Linked DNA regions of Homo sapiens: region 1 is linked to region 2. The links are chromatin loops, found by intact Hi-C in ENCODE. Cell type or tissue: mammary epithelial cell. All regions are shown on one strand. Each heading gives the region's core, and the rest is flanking DNA. Links, peaks and the distances in the headings are about the cores only.

Region 1 (5,000 bases), core at 1-5,000, 410 kb before region 2:
ATGTATTCAAGACAGTCGGTATTCCAGGAGAGGGCAGGCATTTACATTTCATGGGTAAGAAAATAACTATGAAAAACAAACTTAAGGGCCGGGCACGGTGGCTCACGCCTGTAATCTCAGCACTTTTGGAGGCCGAGGCAGGCGGATCACGAGGTCAGGAGATCGAGACTATCCTGGCTAACACGGTGAAACAAACACAGTGAAACCCCGTCTCTACTAAAAATACAAAAAATTAGCTGGGCGTGGTGGCGGATGCCTGTAGTCCCAGCTACTCGGGAGGGTGAGGCAGGAGAATGGTCTGAACCCAGGAGGCGGAGCTTGCAGTGAGCTGGAATCGCGCCACTGCACTCCAGCCTGGGCGACAGAGTGAGACTCCGTCTCAAAAAAATAAAAAATAAAAAATAAAAATTTCCAATTTTAACAAGAACCAAGTTTAGAATCTATCCATCCATTAACACAAGGCTTTGTTCTCTGGGGATATAATAACTAGTATTTGATTGGAAATAAGTAAACAATCTCCTAAAAGCACTACAAGAATGTCAAAAGTCAAAAAATTTCACACATCTCTTCTTAAATTTTACACATATCTTCTTTGGATCTGCTGTAAATTTAGCTGAAATAAAAGAAAAACTTAGAAACCAGCATTTCGGATATTCTTCCAATAAAAAACTGTCTTCTGACACTAAGAAATGTTACCACTAAACAGGTGGTATGGGTGGTTCATCAAGAAGAGTCAATTGGTCTCTTATGATGGTTGTTCTATACCAAGGACCAAACAATGATCATCAAATATTCACGTTTGTCATAATAGGTCCGACCAACAAGATACGACAGCACTAACTAGAATTACTAAAGAAAGGGCTTCCCAGCTCCTCCTATGGTAGTTAAAAGTTTGTAAAGCCCAACAAAGTTCATGAATAGGCTTCACTCAACCATGACATTTTGGAATGGGAGGAATGCTCAGAAATCACCAATCCCTTCATTTTAATGATAAATTAACTGAAGCCCGCAAGAGGGAGTAAATGCCCTCAAGAGGCTTGACAGCTAGTGCCAGATTCAACAGCAACACCAGACCCCGGACTTCCCCGTGCTCTGTCACCAGCTATTCCCTAACTGTGTTGAGGATTGGATTGAGATATCTCATTGAGATAACTTCAAAAAACAGTCAATGACAACTCCTAAATTCAAGATATAATCTGAGCTGGAAGAGAGAAAAAACAAAAACAAAAAAGGCACTTTGCTTTCATCATATCTCTAGACAAGTTTTTTAACATGATCTTCAACCAGCCCCATGACTATTCTTTTTAGAAAATACTATTATGATTATTATAATTCTAATAATAATTGCTATCATTTTCCAAATTCCCAAAATGCGCTAAGTACTGGTGTTAATTACTATTATCAGAGGTAACACTGGGGCAAGAACACAGAAGTTTTGTTAAGGTAACCAGGACTGATTATATAGACACTCATCAAAAATTTAAAATACTCTGGCACTGTCATACATTGCTAGTGATATAACCAATTAGTGAGCAGTAGACTAAATGTTTTAAGGCCTACAAAAATGCTTAAACCCTTAAACCAAATAGTAGCCAAATTGTTTCATTTTCTTTCTGGACACATAGTAAGACTGCATTTCCCAGTCCCCTTTCCATCTAAAAAGGACAATTCAGGCCAAGCACAGTGGCTCACATCTATAATCCCAGCATTTTGGGAGACTAAGATGGGCAGGTCACTTGAGGTCAGTAGCTCAAGACCAGCCTGGCCAACATGGTGAAACCCCATCTCTACAAAAAATACAAAAATTAGCTGGGTGTGGTGGCGCATGCCTGTAATGCCACCTTCTTGGGAGGCTGAGGCAGGAGAATCGCTTGAACGTGGGAGGCGGAGGTTGCAGTGAACCGAGATGGCACCACTGCACTCCAGCCTGGGCAAACAGACTGAGACTCCATCTCAAAAATAAATAAATAAAATAAAAAATAAAAAGGACAATGTAACTGATTTATGGCCAATAGAATGTAATGAAATTGATATGGACCATTTCCATTTAAAAATCTCCCACAAGTAATCCTTCTATCTCTGGCCATGCCAGAGGCCATGTATTGAGGACACCAGCAGCCCAAACTAGAAGGAACCTGCATACCTGAGTCATCACTTAAAGGACAGCTGCCAAGACAGAACCTGATAAAGAACACCTACACTGGACTTAGTATAAGACATGTATTATGGTAAGCCACTAAGAGTTGTGGTATTTGTTACAATAGCTAGCATTAATCATTCAGATGAATACAATTGTTTCAAAAATATGGAATGGACTGGGCACAGTAGCTCACACCTGTAATCCCAGCACGTTGGGAGGCTGAGGCAGGTGTGGGATCACCTGAGGTCAGGAGTTCAAGACCAGCCTGGCCAACATGACGAAACCCTGTCTCTACTAAAAATACAAATATCAGCTGGACGTGGTGGCAGGCACCTGTAATCCCAGCTACTCAGGAGGCTGAGGCAGGAGAATTGCTTGAACCCAGGAGGCAGAGGTTGCAATGAGCCAAGATTGCACCACTGCACACCAGCCTGGGCAACGGAGCGAGACTCTGCCTCAAAAAATAAATAAATAAATAAATAAATAAACAAATAAATAAATAAATCCATGCAATGGTTAGACTGAAAAGTGAGAATGAAATAAAATTACATGAGGATAGTGGAATTTAGAGTCCTTTTCCCATCCTTAAAAATTATTGCCAGGCACAGTGGCTCACACCTGTAATCCCAGCACTTTGGAAGGCCAAGGCAGGCAGAGGTCAGGAGTTCGAGACCAGCCTGGCCAACATGGTGAAACCCCATCTCTACCAAAAATACAAAAGTTAGCCAGGCGTGGTGGCATGTGCCCGTAATCCCAGCTAATTGGGAGGCTGAGGCAGCAGAATCACTAGAATCCAGGGAGGCGGAGGTTGCAGTGAGCTGAGATCACGCCATTGCACTCCAGGCTGGCTGGGTGACACAGCGAAACTCCGTCTCAGGGTGGGGTGGGCGGGAATTATTTTAAGGCTATTTACTCTGAAGGGGTTTCTTCACTGTATATTTCTTGACTCAATTTTTTAATGAGCAGATACTGGAATTGACATTAAAAAAAGTTGTTAAACAATCACTGCTTTAAATAATCATTAAAACTAAAAAGAGGTTAGGGACAGTGGCTCATACCTATAATCCCAGCACTTTGGGAGGCTGGGGGAGGAGCATAGCTTGAGTCCAGGAGTTGGAGACCAGCCCAAAAAACATAGTAGGACCCCATTTCTACAAAAATTTTTTCAAAGTTAGCCTGGAGTGGCGTCTCACACCTGTAGTCCCAGCTACTTGGGAGATGGAGGCAGGAGGATCATTTGAGTCTGTGAGGTCAAAGCTGCAGTGAGCCATGATTGTGCCACTGTACTCTAGCCTGGCTGACAGGGTGAGATCCTATCTCGAAAATAAATAAATAAATAAATATCACTTGAATTTTTCATCTTTGCCACAGGACAAGATTCAAATAAGTCTCAGTACCTTTTGTTAAAATGATGTCACCTTTTGTTAGCATAAATAGATCTTTAATCACATCTTACTGAGATTTTTATGATCCTCATAAAAATCTGTCTTGCCTACTTCATAAGACATCATTATCTCTACTTTACAAATGGGGAGAGTGAAGTTCCAAAAACCGTGATCTTTATCAAAAGTCACGAAGCTAGTGAGTAGCTGGGCTAGAACTAGTACGGAAGTATTTTCCATCATAATCCAACATTCCTATCATTTTACCATGCTTCCTCTCTTACACCATCCCACCTAAGCCAACGGATTATGTCTCAGTGCCTCTCATCTAATATGCATTCTGAAGGTGGTTGCCATTTTTAATCAAATATTTGGTCTACTCTTAGAATTTTTCACTTACAGAAGAATCCACAGTACAATATATAAAACTGAATTAGAGAAAACCATGCCATTCTTCTGAAAAAGATCCCATATATACAGGGAATTACAGATACGAGAAGATATAAACTAGGTCCCTATTTTACCATAATATTAAAGAAAAGAAATTTATTACATTTTTATAAAAGTAAAATTACTACAGGATACTGGATTCAATCTACTTGAAATGCTAGCTGCTAGACCATTAATAGCTAACATTCATAAAGGAATGATAAACGTATCAATGTAAGGCTCAGTTATCTGAAAGAACTATCCAACTGCCATCTTTCTTTAGTATACATCCCAACTGCTCATGAGATATTTTCAGACAGCATAACAATTTAGGTTTCCGAGAAGCCACAAAAGCAGGAGGCACTGAGAATCACTTGTGTTACAAAAAAAATAAAAATATAACAATCTGTGGGTAGTAAGGCCACAGATCCCCTTACCTTTATATATCTTTTCAGTACTACACAAGTGAAGTGTAAAGTAGGTATCAAGGAGCTGATGGCCATTTCTATTAACAATGTTCCGGGCAGCAATGTTCCGAAGATGTCGAAGACGCCGCTGAAAAATAACAACAAAAAAGAGAAGGCATTCAGATTTTTCCTCCTATAAAATTTTCTGGAAGTTGCAGTTCAAAAATGAAATGTAATAAGTTGTCTCAGTCATTTATTTATTGAGCCAGAAACCATAACCCAGTCTCTTATTTATGCCTCAGCATCCCCTCTGTCAAACAGGAATTATACCTGCCCTATCTCATTTACAAGGTGGTTGGAGAATGAAGTGACAACAGACATGAAATATTTTTGAAAAGGACCAACGTTATGTAAGTGCTATATACCCGCATAATAGCATTAGTATTCCCTGGAACATAAACTAAGTAGTAATTTGGTTTTCTCCACAGAGGGATTCTGATAGACATATAAAATCCATCTCATACCAACAGATAATCACCAGTTAACACATACACTCACCCCTGATGCTAGTTCAGTCTAGATGCCAGATTATCTATACAAGCAGGAAAACAAGGCCACAGCCAAAAAATAAAAATAGTGACT
Region 2 (15,579 bases), core at 10,538-15,537:
CTCGGCCTCCCGAGTAGCTGGGACTACAGACGCCTGCCACAACGCCCGGCTAATTTTTTGTATTTTTAGTAGAGATGGGGTTTCACCATGTTAGCCAGGATGGTCTCGATCTCCTGACCTCGTGATCCGCCCGCCTCAGCCTCCCAAGTGCTGGGATTACAGGCGTGAGCCACCACACCTGGCTTCAAAAGGCACTTTCTTATCCCCATCCTATAGGTGAGGAAACTAAGGCTCAGAGAAGTCAAGTATTACATTCGATCAATTCTAAGACCCCCAATTTTCACATCTTAACATTGAAGTTGAGATGACAGTGACAATCGATGGCATCTTAGAATCAGTGAAGCCTGTCCTCCACAAGGTCCTACAAGACAGTGAAAAGCAGAGACGAGAGGGGATGTGAATCCAGCCTGTGTGCCTCACTCCAAAGCCTGTGCTCCTGACCGTGTTGCTTTGTGCAGCGGGGTCCTGGCTTTGCTGTTTATACAAACATATAGGCATGGGGGCGGGGGAACCCACAGGAGGAAGATCCAGCACAGCCTTGGTAATGATTACTTCTGGCCAATAGGATTATGGGGCATTATTTTCTCCTTTACATTTCTTGGTCCCCGGGTGGCTGCCATGAGCAGGCATGGTAGAGCATCAGGCAGACGCTGAGCCTTATTGCTAGGTGGGCACAGCCTGGTCACTGAGCCCAGCCTGTCGTCTGTGTGGAGGCTCAGACCATCCTGATTCCTGGGCCAGGTAGTGGCCTGGTGGAGGTCTGACCCCTGCCCCCTCTCCTCCTGGCAGGTACCTCTACAACCGCATGGGCTACTGGAGCGACTGGCCCGTACCCATCCTTGTGACCACAGCTGCTGCCTTCGCATACATCGCTGGCCTCCTGGTACATGGGGCTGTTTTGGAGGGCAGGTGGCCCTGCTCCCAGGGGAAGGGATACTGGCCCTGTGCTGGGCTGATGGAGGGTCCCACCCTGGTATAAAGGGGAAAGCTGTATTTGTAGGAATATTGTATTTGTAGGAATGTATCCTAAGGAAGTAATCAAAAATACAGAAAGATATGTATAACATTTTCATTTTTATCTTAATTTATAATAGCGACTAATCAGAAGCTATTTCATGCCACTAGTAGGAAGTTGGCTACATATGGCACATTAATTCAGATTTTGCCCAGGGCCTCTCGGGCTGCTGCACCTGAGGCCTGGGTCCCCCAAAGCAGGAGGTCCTCTTGCTTTTGCCCGTCTCTCTAGGCTGCCCCTTCCTGGAATGTTTGCCCCGGACCCAGTGAGAGCTGTCCTGGCCGAGAGGGCCCACTGCAGGCTTCCTCTTCCAGGAGCCTCTGCTTCAGGCTCTTGCTCCCGATATTCCACTCACTGAGATGCAGGTGGATCCCCCATGCTGGACTGGGGGCTCCTTGGGGACAGGCTCAAGTCTGTTTCAGAATCCCGGGGACTGGAACTCCCAAAATGTTTGATGAATGAAGTTGAGTAGTCCAAGTACAGCAGCACCCAGTGACCTCTTGACGGGGAATCACACAGAGGAAGAGCCTAGAGGCCTGGAATCATCTGGGAGGAGGCCAGGCTCAGGCTGGCTAGTCTGGGCTGGGCTGGGGAGGGCAGCGCATTCCCATCGCCTGGAGGGAGGTTCGCTGCCTCTGCCCAGGGTCAGGCCCAGAGCCGCAGTGGGGAGCAGGGTGTCTGAGAAACTGGCAAAGCCTTCCCGCCCACACGGGCCTGACAATCACCCTGTGGGTCCCTCCTCAGGTCCTGGCACTATGTCACATTGCCGTGGGGCAGCAGATGAACCTGCACTGGCTGCACAAGGTAAGGGCCGCCTCGGCCGGGGCTGGGAGAGAGCAAGGGAAGCTGGAGGCAGCAGCAGCAGAGGAAGGGCCTGGCCACCATGTCCCTCCCCTGGATCACCGTTAGAATTGTTCTCATAGCTAAGGCTGAGCACTCACTATGCGCCAAGCACTTTTCTCACAACCTCACCCGTCTTCATTCACTTAACCCTTACAGCAACCTTGTGATGTAGGTACTGTTATCATTCCATTTTGTGGTTGGGGAAACTGAAGTACAAAGAGGTTAAGTGATTTGCCTAAGGTCTCCCAGTTTAAACATGGAAGATCCAGGGTCCCGCAGTCATGTGATTAACCAGCAGAGCTCACAGCTCATACTGTGGCACCCACCCTCTGGGGGCCCTGCCTCGGGTCTCACCTGCCTCTTCCTTCTTTGGTGAGCTCTTTTGAAAACCCTGATCTGGCGATGGCATTCCCCAACTTAAAGCCTTTCCACCACTCCCACCGCTCCCAGGATGACCCAAACTTCCCTACCTGGCATGATCTGGCCCCTGCTGATCTCCCAACCCATCATGGGACAGTCACCCTCAGCTTCTGCTACATGAGACATCTCATGCTCTCCCAGCATGTCTGCCTCCTTCCCCCGTTTAGCACTTTGCTCTTGCCCTCCCTTTTTCTCTCGGACCCCTTCCTCAGTACCTCCCCTACATACACAGGATTCTCTCCCGGGACTTCCTCAGCCCCTGCAGCCTCCCCTGCTACATGTCTGAACAGCTATGTTTTTGTGTTTTCAGTATTCGTCTGGCTCCCTGACCCCGACCCACCCAGTCAAGGTGCTCTTTGCAGGCCAGAGTTAACCTCCATCTCCCTGTTCCCAGTGCCCCCCCTCAGGGCTGGGCCCAAAGCAGACAGGCTTCACCCATTCCGGAGCCTTAACTCTCTGCCTTACGTCCATTGCAGGCATAGTGCTGAAGTGTGTTTCTGATGCCTGGCCTTCTTGGGGCCCTGGTGGGCACAGAGTGGTACCGAGCTGACCAAGGCAGAGCCCCTCCCTCCCAGGAACATCTGGATCGTCTCCCTTTCCCCAGAGCCTGGCTCCCCGTGGGCCTGCCATTTAGGAAAGGGCAGAAATGTTCAGAAACTACCATGAGCCCATGAGATGGGGCCAGAATGACTCCAAGGGGAGGGGCTCACTTCTAGCTAGAAGACGGATGTGGAATAGGAAAGGAAGAGGGGACAGCATGAGCCTGGGTTGGGCTGTGTGGAGTGGGAGGTGCCTGTGAGCATCCAGGGAGGCACCGAGGCCGGTTTGTTACATGGGCCTGGAGCTTGGGAGTCAGACCCCAGAGACTGAAGTCTTAGAGTGGTAGGAGCCGTGAGCAGCCCCTGGTCCCCCCACCTTCCTCCTGCCCTCACTCTACTCACAGGCCTCCTCTGGGCTTCCACTATCCCCTCTGTGAGGGAGTTTCTTCTCCTGGCTGCAAAGCTGGCATTTGAAAGAACTGCACCAGCTGGCACCCCGGGTGGGGCTGGCACATGCTGTGGTCACCTTCTGGGGCCATGCCTGGCTCTCAGCAGGTAAGGTCACACATGCTTGATTCTAGTGGAGAGGCCTATAGAGCCGCTGAGCCAGCTGGAGCTGGCAGATCAATGCAAGGAAGCAGATCCCATTGTCCATGCTGGTGCCAGCTCCCAGGGTGCCTTCCTCTGCCCTCTGCCCCCTATGTGAGATCGCAGCATGAGCAGGGTCCTTTCAGGTGGAGCTGACCCAGAGCTCGACCCGCCCCACCAGGAGGGAGTTCCCCAGAGCTCAGAGTGTTCCAGCAGGGCCTGGAAATTCTCTTCTGTTTCTAAGATTCTGCCATTTGATTCTAAAATTCTAAGGACTCTTTATTCTTTTTTGTTTGCTTTAATTAACTTTTGACCATGTAATACATCGACATGATTCAAAATACAAAAAGCACAAAAAAGTATACAAAGAAAGTCTCCTCACTATCTTTCCAGACAGATTTTAAGCACATGCACATGTACATATGCATTTCCTTTTTCTTTTTTCTTTAAACACAAACAGTCGCCTACTCCACCCTCTGTTCCGCACCTTAACAGAATTCTTGGAGCTCCTTCTTCGCTGCATTAAAGCATCCCTGTTGGTATCCATCCCTTGCTCCTGCTCCCTGGTCTGGATATTCCCTGATTCCCTAGGCGTCTAGCCAGTTCCCTGTTGATAGACCGGATCGACATCCCAGCTGCTTTCTGTCTTTTGCCAGGACGATGTGGTGGTGACCTGGGAGAGGAATTTCTGGGTGAAGAATGTGTACTTTCATCATTTTGATCTTGCCAAATGGCCTCCTTGCCAAGTGCCTCCGATTCATGCTCTCTTAGCAATGGATAGTTGTTCTATAAAAACACCCTTGCCCATAAAGCATCAGCTGATTTATTGGCTTTTGTCAGCCTGATGGGTGAAAAGTGGTACCTTGCTGTAGTTTTCATTTGCATTTCCCTTCGGGTGAGTTAGATTCGGCATTTTTCACATGTTTGAGTAACTTGTGTTTTCTTTTCTATAAAACTGTCTCTTCATATCTTTTGCCATTTTTGCCATTGCTTTTTGCTTATTCATTTGCAGGAACTCTTTATAGATGTGGGAAATTAGCCATTTGGCTAACAAACTGCAAATAATTCTTCCTAGTTTGTCATTCATCCTTGGACTTTGCTCATTGCGTTTTTACCATGGGGATATATATTTTTTTATTCTTACATACTTGAATCTGTCATCTCTTGATGACTCCTTGGTTTTGTGTCAGACTCAGAAAGGTCTTTCCCACTCCAAGATTATAAAAATTTTTCTATGGTGTCACTTGGTAATTATATATTTCCACGTTTTTAACATTTAATTTTTTCTCTTTTTGGAAGCTATTTTGGGGTATAGTGTGATCTTACTCTGTTCTTTTTAGATGGCTTCCCAACGTTTCCAACTCTCTCTACTGAGAATTTGTCCTTTATTCATTTGAGATGCTATTTTTATCATATACTAAATTTTCTTTATGTATTTGGATCTATTTATGAATTTTTTGCTTATTTTCATTTATCTATCTGGTCTTACATCAGCAACATAGCACTCTAAAGACCACAGTTTTATAGTATGTTTGTATTTTTTTTTTTTTTTTTAGAGACAGTCTTGCTGTGTCGCCCAGGCTGGAGTGCAGTGGCACGATCTTGGCTCACTGCAAGCTCCACCTCCTGGGTTCACCCCATTCTCCTGCCTCAGCCTCCCGAGTAGCTGGGACTACAGGCACCGGCCACCAGCCCAGCTAATTTTTTTGTATTTTTAGTAGAGACGAGGTTTCACCGTGTTAGCTAGGGTGGTCTTGATCTCCTGACCTCGTGATCCGCCCACCTCGGCCTCCCAAAGTGCTGGGACTACAGGCATGATCCACCATGCCTGGCCTATAGTATGTTTTAATCATGAAGTTTGAGAGTCTCTGGTTCCCCTGGGTCCTGAGGAGGGGAGGACAGAGATGCTCAGGACAGGGTGAGAGGGAGCCATTCACAGCAGGCTGGGTGCTGAGTAGATCTGGTGCTTATGTGGGGACCTTCCTCCTCCTCCCCAGTCTGCCAAAATCTCCTGTTTCCCAGAAATCTCTCCCAGGTGAGTGTTCAGGAGAAATTGAGGTACCCAGGAGGTGAGGGAGCAGGCTGAAGGGTTCTTGGGAGCTTTACAGTAAACAGGAGGCCCTTTCCCTGAGATGCCCCCCTTCCTGCCCCACCCACCGCCCTCTGTGAGGTGTTTTGGTCACAGCTCACACCTCCCCAGGCTGCCCTGAGCACACTGCACTGCTCTTCTGTCCTCGCCTGACTCCCCTGCCTCAGTGGCAGCAGCCCCCAGCCCAGGACCTGCACAGAGGAGGCGTCTGTCAGCGACCCAACCTGAGCCCCAGAGAGGAGCACTGGGTACCACACAGCCCCAAGGCAAGTTACTGGCTGGGCTGGGGCTGGGGCTTCTGCCTCCTACCAAGGCTCCATCAGCCTCTACCTGCCATCTGCTATGTCTACTTCATCACCTCTCCTGGTGAATTCAGACTTCTCTCCATGCACTGGCCCCAGCTTTATGGTTTTTCCTGGTGTCCAGCCTCTGTCCCTCCAGCAGCAGCTTAAGGAAGGCGCATTCACTGAGCACCTCCTGTGTGTGCCAGGCACTGCGTTCACCATAACAGCAGTAACCATCCTTTATTGGGTGCTGACCACATGTGTCAGGCACCTTTCACTCAGAATTTCACAGTCATTTCACTCCTCACAATAATCCTGTTCCCATATCATGCTCACTTTTTAAAATGATATCACTGAGATTTAGTAAGCATTTTCTTCTGGCCAGCCGTTGTACTAAGCATTTCACTTGCATTTCCTCACTGATCTTCCCCAACCCCCTTCCAGGTAGGTACTCACTATCCCTATTTCACAGCTCTGGAAAGGTCCCTGGAGAGGATGTGGAAAGATCCCCAGTAGGTAGCAGAGCCAGGATTCGACTGAAGACCGTGATTCAAGTGAGGCTCTTAACCCTGGGCCAGCTGTCTGCCATTTGGACTGCAAAACCCAGAGGCCAGATACCCCTAAGAGGCCAGCTGTTGCACCTCTGCAAGGCGGGGTTCCACCTCCTCTCGGGTCCCGGCACCTAGGCCAGACTCATCGAATGAATGAAAGACTCTGTTGTATCCCCTGTACCCACCATGGCTATCACAAGCCACAGTCCCATGAAGACAGAGAACCCAAGGCCACTTTCTCAGAGGAGGACGGTGATCTGTCTCTGGGCCTCTAGGGTGGGATTCATCCTTCTCAGTCAGATTTCAGGAGCGATGGTGGTTGCGTTTTTGGGTGTCAGTGCTATTGCTATAACTTAATGATGCAAGGTAGGGAAGTCCCACAGACACTGAACATGCAGTGATGCTGCTGAGTGTGTTGATTAGCACCAAAGCAACTGTGGAACTCAGAGATAATAACATTTTTAATTGTATTAGGGTTTGGGGAATCAGTTTTATTGCAAGTCGTTTCCATTAATAGGTATTGTGATGAGATGCTCCTGGAAACCATCCTTAACTCACTGTGTGCAGGGCCACCTCCCACGATGGCCACAAGGGGGAGCTGCGCGCCGGGGGCAGCCGGGAGAAGGGGCCTGAGTGCCGAGGGCGGGGTTCTCAGGGGTTCGGAGGCGCAGCTGGGCCTCCCAGAGACTGCGCAGCCTCTCTGACACCAGCGTGCTGTCTGTCCGAGAAAGCGCACACCCCCTTACCCCCTGAGATGGGCAGAAGGTGTTCGTTTCTGGTTCTGCCCCTTCAAAGCTCCGTGACCCAGCCAGCTGTTCCTCTCCCCGAACCTCGCTTCCCGTGTGTGAGATGAGGATGCTCGTGCCTCCGCGGAACCAACCTGGGGACCACGCGAAGCGCCCCCACAGGCCCAGGCACGCCCATGCCTCTTCCCGCCCCGAGCCCCCATGTCACAGCCCTTCCAGCTCCTCACCTGCCTCGCTCAGGTCTCTTGGGGGAACATTTGTTTCCAGGCTGATGGGCTGGAATGAAAAGCCTCCAAAGGGAAACTTCATCCCAGGCGAGACTCAGCATTCCCCGCCGGCGAGTGAAGGTCCCTGGGTAGGGAGCGGAGATGCTGGCCACCGCCCCACCCTCATCGTCTAGAAATGCCACTGTCCCTGCTCGGCATCAGAGGGCCCTGGCCGCTGCTGCCTCTGGGAAAGGTTGCCTCGGGAGAAAGGGGGTGAAGGCCCTGCCAGCAGCTAGAACGGCTCCAGGGAGGCAGGGCGGCCGGCAGTGCTGTGGGAGAAGGACAGGCCTTTGGAGGGAGATGGGAGACGAGTCTGGAGAAACTAGGGGGACGGAGGTGGCGGCTTTGACTGACCCTTCCAGAGACTGGGATCTGCGGGAGGCTTTGGAGGAGAGCCACAACCTGGGCTTCGGGGAGGCACGCCTGGGGGTGTGGAGGGGGGTGGGTGGAGTGAGATCCACGGCTAGGGGCGAGGGGCTGGGGGCCGAGGAGCCGAAAACCTCTGCCGAGCTTCACGTGGTTAAAGATTTCAGGTCTTACCTGTCACCAGAGATCTCTGTCCCGTAGAGGTGCCACCTCATCCTCCATGAGAGCTGTGCTTTGCTTTCTTCTGGAGGCTGCAAGGAGGATGGCCCCCATCACGGCGGACCTAGATGCTGGGAGTCCGGGAGAGGGCAGGCCGTGGAGATGGGGCAGGTGGCGATGTGTTTCACCACCCACTCCCGCCTGAAGTGCCACTGTGAGCCCAGCCCAGGGTGCCAGGCTGGGCTGCACTCCAGGCTCCTGCAGCAGACCCAGTTCCTCAGCCTCCTTCCCCTGAGGCCTGGGCATGGCCTGGACAAGTGGGTTTCCTCCTCTGCTGTGCCATGCTGAGGTGGCAGGGAGGCTGGGCGGGACCTTGGATGTGACTAACCTGCCAGGCCCAGGGAGGTCCCCCTTACTGAATGTCCTCCCTCCTCACAGTTCCCTCCTCCTCCTGTCCCCATCCTCCCTTCCATTTCTCGCTGTCCCTTCCTCGCTGGGTCTGCCGGCCTCCTGCTGCCTCCTCCTGCCTCAGTCTCTCCCTGCCGTGTCTATCTGCCGGCCTCTAGTTTCCTGGCAGCCCATGCCTGTCTCTTTCCTCCCTCCCCTCTGCCCTGCTCCATCGGCCTCTCCTGCCCTCTCTGTCTCTCCCTCTGGCTCCTCTCTCAGACACACTGGGAACCCTCCCACCCGCTCTGAGCCTCTGTCCGGTGACTCTTCCCCCTCCAGATCGGGCTGGTGGTCATCCTGGCTTCCACGGTGGTGGCCATGTCGGCCGTGGCCCAGCTGTGGGAGGACGAGTGGGAGGTGCTGCTGATCTCCCTGCAGGTGAGTGAGGAGGGTCCCCCAGGACCCTCACAACAAGAGCCTTTCTGTCACTTCCCTTTCTCCAGACCAAGGCCCAAAGAAGGGCAGGGAGGCGCCCAGGGTCACAGAGCAGGTCAGAACTAGGGAGGACACCAGGGTCCTGAGGCTCCCAGTGTCCCCAGTTGGCAGATGGAGACAGGGTTGCCTGCCTCATAGGTAGAAGTAGGAGGCTGGTGACACAGGGTCTGGGCAGAGCTGGGCGTTACTGGTCTCCCTTCCCTCTCCCTGCAAACAGGGCACAGCGCCATTCCTGCATGTGGGGGCTGTGGCAGCAGTCACCATGCTCTCCTGGATCGTGGCAGGACAGTTCGCCCGCGCAGAGCGGACCTGTGAGTAGAACTGTGAAGGGCCTGCCCCTCCAATCCCTGCAGGTGCCAAGACCAGCTGGTGCTGCCCCGACCTGGGCTTTCCCTGGGGGTGGCCTGGGGATGGGGTGGGGCCCCTGCACTCAGTGAGGGGGATTCTGGCTCAGAGTGGCCCACAGAGTCCACGGAGGGTCACAGCTTCAGTCGGCCTCACACTGTATTCCTCCTCCATGTCTCTCTCTCTGCATGTATGCACCTGTGTCTGTGTGAGTTAGAGGCGGGGTTCATCTTCCCAGCAAGAATAAGGGCTTCCCCCTAGAGCACCTGGATCCTGACAGGTCGGGGGTAGAGGGGTCCAGCATTGCACCCCAACCTGCCCAGGGCTCACCAGGCAGCACTCACGGCCCCTTATCTGCAGCCTCCCAGGTGACCATTCTCTGTACCTTCTTCACCGTGGTGTTTGCCCTCTACCTGGCCCCTCTCACCATCTCCTCTCCCTGCATCATGGAGAAGAAAGACCTCGGCCCCAAGCCTGCTCTCATTGGCCACCGCGGGGCCCCCATGGTGAGTGCCACCTCAGGGTCCTAACAGCCCCGTTGGGGTGGGGTGCGATGGGGGGGACCTTCTTGGGAAATGGATATATGTAATGGTAGCAACCATTTGTAGCTTTTTGAGGGGAGGTACATGGGAAGGACTGGCAAAAAGGCCGGGAGTGCTGGGATGGAAGCACATCTTGAAGCGTCCTGAAGGCATCTTGCTAAAAAGATTTCAGTTTTGTCCTAAGTGCCCTGCAAAGATGCAGGAGGGTTTTAGGCCCAGGCTAGACCCAGGTGCCAGTTAGGAAGGCCCAGGAGATGGATGCTGAGTGTGGGGCCTGGGGTCTGCCACCAGGCATCAGGAGAACCCTCCAGGAGAGCTGGGAGGCAGCTCAGAGCCCACTGTGACAGTGAGTACGGCTGAACCGACGTGAGTTGGAGAAAGACGAAGGGATCAAAGTCAGCGCCGCATTCTGCCACCAGTGCACTCCATAGCCCTGCAGGAGAGCTTCGGTGAGAGGGCAGGCTCCAGAGCCATGTTGCCTGAGTTAGCATCCCAGCACAGCTCCTCACCAGCTGTGGGAGGCCCAACAGTTTCCATCTCTTTGCCTGGTTCCCCCATCTTGTACCATGGGACTAGTGAGAGCACCTGCTGTGGGGCTATGAGGAGCAGGAGTTAGCATGTGTGCAGTGCCCAAATATGCACATGGTGCACAGAAAGTAAGAGGCAGACACTGCTGTTACCTTGGGCAGGGCCATCTCTCTGGAGCAGGGTCTCCTGCTCCATGAAAGCCTTGAACCCAGGCTTCTTAGCAGAGGTAGTACACACCCCCACCCTGCCAAGTGGGGGTGTGTGTGAGCACTTCCTGAGGGCTTGGCTTCCTGGTGTTCCAGGCTGTTGTGGGACCTCAGGGTAGTAAGGGGGTCTCACATAACTGCTTTGGAAGGAGGTGCTGGGTCTGCCGGGCTGCCACTCACTCTGGAAGTCTGGCCCCCTGCATGTGGTGGGTATTATTTTCTCGATAAGACTCCAGCCCCTGAGCCAGACTCCAGTGCTGACCCCAGTCCCTCCCAGAGGCAGCCAGTGGGGATCTGGATCTGGTGTCCAGTTTGGCCACATGCTGCCTGTGCATCTTGGAGGGGTCACCAGTCCCCTCTGTGCCTCAAAGGTATGGATGCCCATGCTGCTGGTTATTGTGAGGACCAATTGGAGCCCAGCCTTCCCAGTGGGGGCAGGGGAACTCTTCTGAGGGGCTTAAAACGATGGCCCCTCCTGTCTCCATGACTCAGATTACCATCTCCTGGGCTCCCTCCAGCAGCCAGGGGACATAAGTGGTATGCTGAAGCAGGAAGGTGGCCCCAGCGAGGATGGTTTTCTTTAGTAGAAAAAGGTCAAATATATGCAGAAGTGGAGAAAAGCATATAATGACTCACATAATGAAGAAGGATGTAATGAATCCAATCCCATACTTATCTACGTTTGGCCATTCTTGCTTCATCTGTTCCCTACTTTTTTTTCTGGGGTAGTAAAGCAAATCTTAGGCATCGCATCGTCTTACCCATAGGCACTTCAGGATGTATCTGTAACACATGAGGACTTCAGAAAGATGCATAGCAACAATGCTGTTATTACACCCAGCCAATATTAAGGATAATGATTCCTTAATATTATCTAAAATGGAATCCATGTTCAATTTCCTTTTATTGTCTCGAAAATATCTTTTTACAGTTTAGTTGTTAAAAATCAGGATCCAAATGTGGTCCACAGCACGCATCTGGTTGGCGTGTCTCCTGAGTGCCTTTTGATTTGTAACAATCCCCCGGCTGGGCTCAGTGGCTCATGCTTGTAATCCCAGCACTTTGGGAGGCCAAGGCAGGCAGATCACCTGAGGTCAGGAGTTCGAGACCAGCCTGATCAACATGGAGAAACCCCATCTCTACTAAAAATACAACATTAGCTGGATGTGGTGGTACATGCCTGTAATCCCAGCTACTTGGGAGGCTGAGACAGGAGAATTGCTTGAATCCGGGAGGCGGAGGTTGCAGCGAGCCGAGATTGCGCCATTGCACTCCAGCCTGGGCAACAAGAGTGAAATTCCGTCTCAAAAAAAAAAAGTTCCCCGTCCCTTTTTTCCCTTAAGCTGTTTATTTGTCCTGAGAAATGGAGTCATTTGTCCTGTGGGATTTTTCACATTCTGCATCTGACTGATCATGCCCTGGTGGTAGTTTTTGAGGGGCTGGCAAGGGTCCCCTCTGTGTGTCCCTGTGCATTGCCTTGGGGGGCTCTGACTCTGGGTCCACATGTCTGTGTGTGGTGAGCCCAAGTGCACATCTCTGTCTTGGAGACTGTCTGTGTGTCCCTGGATGTGTTGTTCCTATGCAGATGTGGCCTGTCCCTCTGTGCATGTGTGTACGTGTACTTTAATATTTGATTGCACTAACTCTGAAGCTAAGACTCTTTTTTAATAGTACTTTGAGTTGCTGTTTTATAAATCTGGGTCTCTTAACCATAGTGTCCCACCCACCTGAGTAACCACCACCCCCCTATGCACACCCTCCTGACAACAGAACCCCACTTGGACTGGCCTGAGGCAGGTGCGAGCTCTGAGACGGGGACTAAGAATTCACCCCAGCAACGTGTATGCTTCTGGGGCCTTCCTGGAGTCCTGAGCCTGGCCAGGGAGGGCCAGGTTTCCATATCTCTTTCTCCAGGAGGTCAGCACCTAACCCAGAGAGAACTTAACTGTGTCTAAAAGCTTCCAAAAAAGACTTTCCCCTTCCCAAACACTTCCTCTGCCCTGAGGGTCTTCGCAACCCCTTCCAAGCTTCTGCCTTCTGCAGCCCCAGCCCATGCAGCAGGGAGCGTGGACCCCTGTCAAGTGGTCCCTGATGGAAGGCCTGGCCGCAGGATATTCAGAGATGGGTGGGATTCCACTGAGTCCTTGCCTCTCTCTCCATGCCTTTGTAGTCCTGCTTCCCCTGGGAGTGCCTCACACAACCCACTGGACTGGGAGACAGGTAACATGTCCTCCAAGAGTGCTGTATGCCAGGGACAGGAGAAGAAAGAAACTCATTACTGAGACCCTGCTGTGTGCCAGGTCCTGGGCTAGGGTCTGTGACTTTTGTTATCTCACCTGTGAGGTTGATAATGTTAGCCCATTTTACAGCTAAAGAAACTGAGGCCCCAGCTCTGTGTCTGGGAAGTGAAATTGCACCTTTTTAGTCCGTTCCAAAGCCCTCACCACTCCCTGGCTCCCCAGTGCTAGGCTGTGTCACAAAAGAGGGGAGTGGCTGGGGAACATCGTGGCCAGAGGGAGAGAAGGTGGGAACAGGATTGTCTTCAGTGGGAATGAATGAGATCAGCCATGGGAATCCTTCCCACCTCACCTCTTCACTGACAGAGCAGGGCAGGGGGATCGGGGGTGTCCTCCCTCCCTCCTTCCCTCCGACCATCCCTCATGGACCTGGTCTTCGCCCAATCCTTGGTTTGGTGCTGACCCCCAGTGGCAGCAACGGGTATGACAGTCCTCAGATGAGACCCAACTAGGGAGGCTTGAATCCCAACTGTCCTAAGCATAAAGACCCTCATGAGTACACATCTCTAAGGGGCACATGGGGAAACTGAGACCCACAGAGAAATATACCCAAAGTCAGGACAATAGTTAATGGCAGAGTCAAGGCTAGAACCAGAGCTGGGTGTGGTGGCATGCACCTGTAGTCCCAGCTATTTGGGAAGTTGAAGCGGGAAGATTGCTTGAGCCCAGGAGTTTGAGGCTGTTGTGAGCTGTGATTGTGTCACTGCACTACAGCCTGGGTGACAGCAAGACCTTGTCTCTTAAAAAAATGCTAGAACCAGGATCATGTAAGGGGAAAACAGTTGCTATTTATTAAGCACTTACTGTGTATATCAAGCAGTGTGCTAGAGGCTTTTAATTCACGTAACAGTCCAGGGAGGGAAATAATGCTGTCATGTTTATATAGATGAGGAAACTGGTCCCGCACTGAAACTCTACCATCCCATCTACCCTCTCTTCCAGGTCTCCCCCCTGGACTTGTCTCAGGGTATAACCCTTGGTATAACCAAGGGTATAACCTGAATTTCACATTCAGCCCCAGCCCAAGACTGCCAGAGAGCCACAGAGGACTGTAAAAAAGCCCTCCAGCCCCAGTGTCTAGCTCAGTGCCTGGGATAGAGCAATGATAACATAGTGACCATAGCTACCATGTGTCAAGTGCTAGCTACATGTCAGGCATTTATATGCATCAACACTAACCAGCCCTGCCTCCCCCGCCCCCAGTAAAACCAATGAGGTAGGCATGATTTAATAGATGAGGAAGCTGAACTTCAGAGAAGCTGAGTGGGTGCCCAGGGTCACACAGCTACTCTGTGGAGGGGCCAGAATTAGAACCAGGCCTAGCCCAGCCTCCCAACATGAAAGACTTTCCATTGGCTGGGGAGGGTACATCAGCTGAATCTTGGCTCTCCCTTCACCACCCCTTCTTCCCCAGCTGGCTCCAGAGCACACGCTCATGTCCTTCCGGAAGGCCCTCGAGCAGAAGCTGTACGGGCTCCAGGCTGACATTACCATCAGGTAGGTGTAGCGGAGGGGAGATAGTTCCTCTACCCCTCCCACACGCTTCGGCATCCACCTGGGTCTCTGCTGGGGGAACCTCTGGTCTCAGAGCCTCTGAGATGGGAGGAGGAAGACTTAGATTATCCACAGCAGGGCAGGCACCCTGTTCCTGCAGACTCCAGGATGTAAAATAGAGGAAAGAACAAATGCTCTTGGTGCAAGCAGGAGCACTGCCACAGAGCCACTTGAAGGGAAAAATAGATGATAGAGCTACAACACTCTCATGAGGGAAATAAAGCAAGTTGCAGAGTGATACATTCACTGTGACTCCAGTTACGTTTTAAAATACCACAAAAAAGTGACATATACACTTTCTCCATGTACATATATAAGTAGATATTAGTATAAATGGCAGGAAGAATCCATACTAATCTCATAACAGAGGTTATCTGAGAAGGGAAGAAGGGCAGAACTGTCATATATAGTTGTACAGGTTGCATACTGAACAAGGGCATCACATAAATGAGGACATTGTTCCCAGTATAGACATAGAATTGTGTGTTTATCACAACTTTCTAGCAGATGGTGGTAAAATGCCTTGAGGAACAGAGGGCACAGGTACCTTTTACTGTTTCACACTAAGGCACCATATGAGCTATTTGCAACCCTGGTAGAGTAGACAAGGATTGGGGTTGGGTGGAATTTGCCAAAGAGGTCTACATTTGCACTGTTCTCATCATAGCATCACAGGGATTTGGTTCCAAACTGGGTTCCACCACTTACAGGCTGTGGACCTTGAGCTAGATACTTCCCTCTCTCAGCCTCAGTTTCTCCATTGTCAAATGAGGCAGCACCTACCTTCCAAGGTTGCTAAGAGAGTAGGTCCAGATTTTTCCCAGCCCTCCCTCCTTGGCAGTCCCCACCCCCATCTGACCCTCACAGAGAGCCAGAAGGCATTGGACCTTCAGGGTCACCCACCAGCCCACTGTCTTCCCTGTGCAGATGGGGAGACTGAGGCCCAGAGAGGGGCAGAGCCAGCCGGGATCCTGTGCTGGGTGGGGAGGACTGTGTGGGGTGACGATCATTGGTGGGCAGGTAAAGGATCTGGGGGGTCACTGACTCGGTGGCCCCACCCTCCCTGCAGCCTGGACGGCGTGCCCTTCCTCATGCATGACACCACCCTGCGGCGCACCACCAACGTGGAGGAGGAGTTCCCGGAGCTGGCCCGCAGGCCTGCCTCCATGCTTAACTGGACCACCCTGCAGAGACTCAACGCTGGCCAGTGGTTCCTGAAGGTCTGGCTGCACCTGATCCCAATCTTAGGCATGGAAAACACCAGCAGGGACTGCAAGGAGTGAGAGGTGCAAGGGTGGCCATCAGCTTCGAGACCCCCACTCTCAGAGCTTTCGCGACCTCCACCCAAGCTGCTTAGTG

What was found. A loop is a pair of places that touch in the nucleus more often than their neighbours do. Peaks named below come from ENCODE experiments on the same cell type or tissue, not always from the same donor. Only the 100,000 strongest peaks of a DNase experiment are listed, where the experiment ranks them.
Region 1: a loop joins it to region 2, with 3 times the contacts of the local background. A loop is called at or near these places in 4 of 110 quality-filtered maps.

What each region holds. Positions count from the first base shown.
Region 1 is chr11:75,851,389-75,856,388 of GRCh38, reverse strand. It overlaps UVRAG (UV radiation resistance associated), which reads right to left. Exons shown (of 15, transcript NM_003369.4): 2 at 4,389-4,506. Among named protein-coding and RNA genes, the nearest start is that of UVRAG, 39 kb to the right of the region's middle. In mammary epithelial cell, for the core only: no CTCF peak of the experiment used is centred there; a DNase peak (open chromatin) is centred at 2,198.
Region 2 is chr11:75,442,997-75,458,575 of GRCh38, reverse strand. GDPD5 (glycerophosphodiester phosphodiesterase domain containing 5) reads left to right here. Exons shown (of 17, transcript NM_030792.8): 5 at 790-883; 6 at 1,760-1,819; 7 at 8,593-8,691; 8 at 8,966-9,059; 9 at 9,454-9,599; 10 at 14,081-14,163; 11 at 15,290-15,440. Among named protein-coding and RNA genes, the nearest start is that of KLHL35, 18 kb to the right of the region's middle. RefSeq lists an enhancer at 1,639-2,237. In mammary epithelial cell, for the core only: a CTCF peak has its summit at 13,071 (motif pointing left); no DNase peak of the experiment used is centred there.